2 separate regions of the Homo sapiens genome follow, and region 2 is linked to region 1. A link is a loop called in an ENCODE intact Hi-C map of the cell type or tissue named here. Cell type or tissue: CD4-positive, alpha-beta T cell. All regions are shown on one strand.

Region 1 (2,500 bases):
TTACAGGCATGAGCCACTGCGCCCAGCCTAGTAGTAGAGTAGAGAACCTTGTTAGACAGGGGAACAAGAATGAAGGACCTGCCACCCAAGTGCCTTTTAGGCAATTGGAGCAGATTCCTTCATGACCCCTTCCTAGCTGCTTCCCCTAGGACACCCATGCCTGCCTCCCACCCCGACTCCCTGCCTCCTCAGTTCCCTGATTCTCAAGAGGGTTCCTCCAGTCCTCTAGTGCAGGATTCTACACCAGGTCATCAGACACCCCTCCTTATCCAACGAGCCCCAGCCTATAACCCCTGCTTCTGGAGGAAGTAAATTTAACCAGTACCACCAGGAGTGGGACCCCATATCAGCCCCTGAGGTTGAACCTATGTCCATTGAGGGAGGTAGCTAACAGAACTGGGAGGACACTCAGAGTACATGTGCCTTTTTTAAAATGTCTGATTTGGCTTTCTGCCAGGAGAAATTTGGCCAGGTTTTGGAGGATCCAGGGAAGTTTATAGAGGCGTTTGCTAAGCCGACCATGTCCTTTGACTTAACTTGGCATGACTTGCAAATATTGTTTGCAAGTAGGTCACTCCTGACCTCAAGTGATCTGCCAGGCTCGGTCTCCCAAAGTGCTGGGATTACAGGCATGACCCACCATGCCTGACCTGGGACTTGTTTAATAGAAGGTATGAGGCTGGGCACAGTGGCTCATGCCTGTAATCCCAGCACTTTGGGAGGCTGAGGCAGGAGGATCGCTTGAGGCCAGGAGTGTGAGACCGGCCTGGGTAATATAGGGAGAACTTATCTCTGCAAAATAAAAAATAAGAAATCCAGCTGGGCATGGTGGCTCACGCCTGTAATCCCAGCACTTTGGAAGGCTGAGGCAGGTGGATCACCTGAGGTCAGGAGTTCGAGACCAGCCTGGCCAACATAGTGAAACCCCATCTCTACTAAAAATACAAAAATTAGCTGGGTGTGGTAGTGCACGCCTGTAATCCCAGCTACTTGGGAAGCTGAGGCAGGAGACTCCCTTGAACCCAGGAAGCAGAGGTTGCAGTGAGCCAAGATCGTGCCACTGCAGTCCAGCCTGAGTAACAGAGTAAGACTCCGTCTCAAAAAAAAAAAAAAACAGGATGTTGCAAAGAAGCCAGCTCAAACCAGCTAGGACTAGGAATCATAATACATTTGCATAAGACACTTCCACCAGCACCATGACAATTTACAAGTCCCATGGCAATAAACCCAAAAGGTACCTTATATGGTTCCAGGAAAACCCTGCCCCCTTTCCAGAAAGTTTGTGAATAGCCCGCCTCTTAATTAGCATGTGATTAGAAGGACGTATCAGTAGAGCCTCAGTAGAGCCAGCAAGCGATCAGGGAGTGCCCTCTGCCTGTGGGACAGCCCTGCTCTGTCTGTGGAACAGCCATCTTGTTGTACACTGTTGCACAAATAAACCTGCTTGCTTTCACTGTCCGCTCACTCTTGAATTCTTTCCTCCGTGAAGCCCAGAACCCTCCTGAGCTGAGCCCTGATTTTGGGGTTCTCTTGCATCCTCACTGATGGCTGATCCTCCAGGAGGCCTTTCCTGGTCATCTGACAAAGATTCCCTCCTTGGCCAAGCTAGCCAGACACCAACATAGTTTTTTTTGTATTTTTATTTTGGGGCCAGGTTATGATGTAGCAGGACAAGCCACAGACAAAACTCATCAGACACCGGATTAAAGAAGGAAGAGGTTTATTCGGCTGGGAGCGTCAGCAGACTTGCGTCTTAAGAGCCGAGCTCCCTGAAAAAGAAATTCTTGGCCTTTTTAAAGGCTTACAACTCTAAGGGGTCCACGTGAAAAGGTCGTGATAAATCGAGTAAGCGGGGAACGTGACTGGGGGCTACATGTATCAGCTAACAGAACAGAAAGCTTTGCAATGCTTTTTCATACAATGTCTGGAATTTACAGATAGCACAAGTAGTTTAGGTCAGGGGTTGATGTTATTGTTATTACTTTTTTAACTCCTAGGGCCGGGTGGTGGTGCCAAGTTTGTCTGGCTATTTATCTTACTTTTGTTTCTTTTTAACTTTTTGCTTTTTTTCTTTCCTCCTGTCTTGTAAACTAGGCAAGGTGGGGGGAGAAGGACAGCAGGAGTAGTAGTGGTCTCCTTCCTTATTCCCCCTTATTAAAAAAGTAATAATAATAACATCAACCCCTGACCTAAACTACTTGTGCTATCCGTAAATTCCAGACATTGTATGAAAAAGCATTGCAAAGCTTTCTGTTCTGTTAGCTGATACATGTAGCCCCCAGTCACGTTCCCCGCTTGCTCGATTTATCACGACCTTTTCACGTGGACCCCTTAGAGTTGTAAGCCTTTAAAAAGGCCAAGAATTTCTTTTTCAGGGAGCTCGGCTCTTAAGACGCAAGTCTGCCGACACTCCTGGCTGAATAAACCTCTTCCTTCTTTAATCCAGTGTCTGAGGAGTTTTGTCTGTGGCTCGTCCTGCTACAATGAGACTGGCTAATTT
Region 2 (2,500 bases), 50 kb before region 1:
GCTGGGCACGGTGGCTCATGCCTGTAATCCCAGCACTCTGGGAGGCCAAGGCCGGTGGATCACCTGAGTTTAGAAGTTGGAGACCAGCCTGGCCAACATGGCGAAACCTCGTCTCCATAACAAATACAAAAATTAGCCAGGTGTGGTGGTGGGTGCCTGTAATCCCAGCTACTTGGGAGGCTGAGGCAGAAGAATAGCTTGAACCCAGAAGCGGAGGCTGCAGTGAGCAGAGACTGCGTCACTGCACTCCAGCCTGGTGACAGAGCAGGACTCCATCTGAAAAAACAAAACAAAACAAAAACAAAAAACAACAACAAAAAAGAATTAGCCAGGTGTAGTGGCGCATGCCTGTAATCCCAGCTACTTGGGAGGCTGAGGTGGGAGAATCACTTGAACTCAGGAGACTGAGATTGCAGTGAGCCGAGATAGCACCACTGCACTCCATCCTGCGCAACAGAGCGAGACTGTCTCAAAAATAAAAAAAAAAGAGGGAGGCTGAGGCAGGAGAATCACTTGAACCGGGGAGACGGAGGTTGCGGTGGAAAAAGAATGGAAAAGAGCAAGTATTGGTGGGGACGTGGAGTCCTCGTACACTGCCAGTGGAATGTAAAATTGCAGCCACTTTGGGAAACAGTCGGGTAGTTCCTCAAAGGATCAAACAAAATTACCATCAACCCAGCAATTCCACTCCTTGATATTATCCAAGAGAAATGGAAAACATGTGTCCACACAAAAACTTTACCCAAACATTTATAGCAGCATGATTCATAGTTAAGTCAAAAAATTGAAACCCCAATATCCATCAACTAACAAATGGATAAATAAAATATTGTGGCTGGGTGTGGTGGCTCATGGGTAATAATCCCAGACCTTTGGGAGGCTGAAGCAGGTGGATCACTTGAGGCCAGGAGTTCCAGTCCAGCCTGAGCAACAAAGCAAGACCTCGTCTCTACAGAAAAAAAATAAAAATTAGCCAGGCAGGGCCAGGTGCAGTGGCTCACACTTGTGATCCTGGCACTTTGGGAGGCCAAGGTGGGTGGATCACTTGAGCTCTGGAGTACAAGACTATCTTGGACAACATGGTGAAACCCCATCTCTACCAAAAATATAAAAATTAGCCAGGTATGGTGGTGCGTGCCTGCAGTCTTAGATACTCAGGAGGCTGAGGCAGGAGGACCCCTTGAGCCCAGGAGGTTGAGACTGCAGTGAGCTATGATCATGCCACTGTACTCCAGCCTGGGTGACAGGGCAAGACTCTTGGTCTCCAAGAAAACAAAAACAAAAAACAAGGCCTCCAGTACACACTAAGGTTTGAGAAACACGGGTATAATGCAATGCAAAGGTGAGAGGCAGGAGTCATATCATAGCATGATCAGAGCTGATGTTTATTGAGTGTTGACATGATCTCATGTAGTTTCCAAAAGCAACTTATGAAATGCTGGTGCTACTATTATCCCATTGGACAGATCAGGAAACTGAGGTGCAGAGAGGTGAAGTGACTTGCCCAAGGTAATAGAGCTAGTGAATGGCAGGGTTGGCACCTGAAAGTCAGTTCCTTCTGCCCCCAAAGCCCATGCTATTAACCAGTGGGTCAGCATTTCCTAGATCTGGGTCCACAAACATCACTGGTCGTAATGGAGTAGTCTCAGGGGGAACTTGCATGTTCATTTTAAACTCCAATAGTTACATAACTATTTAAAGTAAAGTAGAAAATACATATATATCACCTCAAACTCATGATTTTAATAATGTTTCCCTTTAAAATAACTGAATGTATATTAAAGGTTAGTTGCTTTAATGAAAAATATTAAGTAAATAAAAGTACTGTTAGGTTCAGATATGGCAAATATAGTAGAAAGGGTAACAATGAAGTATGAGAAACACTAAGTCAGACTCAGTTTTTTTGTTTTTTTTTTTGAGACAGAGTCTTGCTCTGTTGCCCAGGCTGGAGTGCAGTGGTGCAATTTCAGCTCACCACAACCTCCGCCTCCTGGGTTCAAGCAATTCTTGCGCCTCAGCCTTCCAAGTAGCTGGGACTACAGGTGCAAGCCACCACACCTGGCTAATTTTTTATATTTTTCGTAGAGACGGGGTTTTGTCACGTTGTGCAGGCTGGTCTCAAACTCCTGACCTCAGGTGATCTGCCCGCCTCAGCCTCCCAAAGTGCTGGGATTACAGGTGTGAGCCACAGTGCCTGGCCCAGACTCAGTTTACTGTAAAAATATGTAACAATTTATACATTTTACTGTGTATAAAAACTGTACCTAAATAACAGGATGCCAGGAGCAGTGGCTCATGCTTGTAATCTCAGTACTTTGGGAGGCCAAGGCAGGACTGCTTGAGCTCAAGAGTTCAAGACCAGCCTGGGTAACATAGGAAGATCGCGTCTCTACAAAAAAAAAAAAAAAAATTAGCTGGGCTTGGTGGCATGCACTTGCAGTCCCAGCTGCTTGGGAGGCCAAGGTGTGAGGATTGTTTGAGTCTAGGAGGTCAAGGCTAC

What was found. Hi-C counts contacts between places; a loop is a spot of excess contacts. Peaks named below come from ENCODE experiments on the same cell type or tissue, not always from the same donor. Only the 100,000 strongest peaks of a DNase experiment are listed, where the experiment ranks them.
Region 2: a loop joins it to region 1, with 2.7 times the contacts of the local background. A loop is called at or near these places in 1 of 110 quality-filtered maps.

What each region holds. Positions count from the first base shown.
Region 1 is chr16:28,523,595-28,526,094 of GRCh38, forward strand. No RefSeq gene overlaps it. Among named protein-coding and RNA genes, the nearest start is that of NUPR1, 14 kb to the right of the region's middle. In CD4-positive, alpha-beta T cell, no CTCF peak of the experiment used is centred here; a DNase peak (open chromatin) is centred at 1,245.
Region 2 is chr16:28,473,987-28,476,486 of GRCh38, forward strand. It overlaps a transcript of CLN3 not described here. Among named protein-coding and RNA genes, the nearest start is that of NPIPB7, 2.9 kb to the left of the region's middle. In CD4-positive, alpha-beta T cell, no CTCF peak of the experiment used is centred here; no DNase peak of the experiment used is centred here.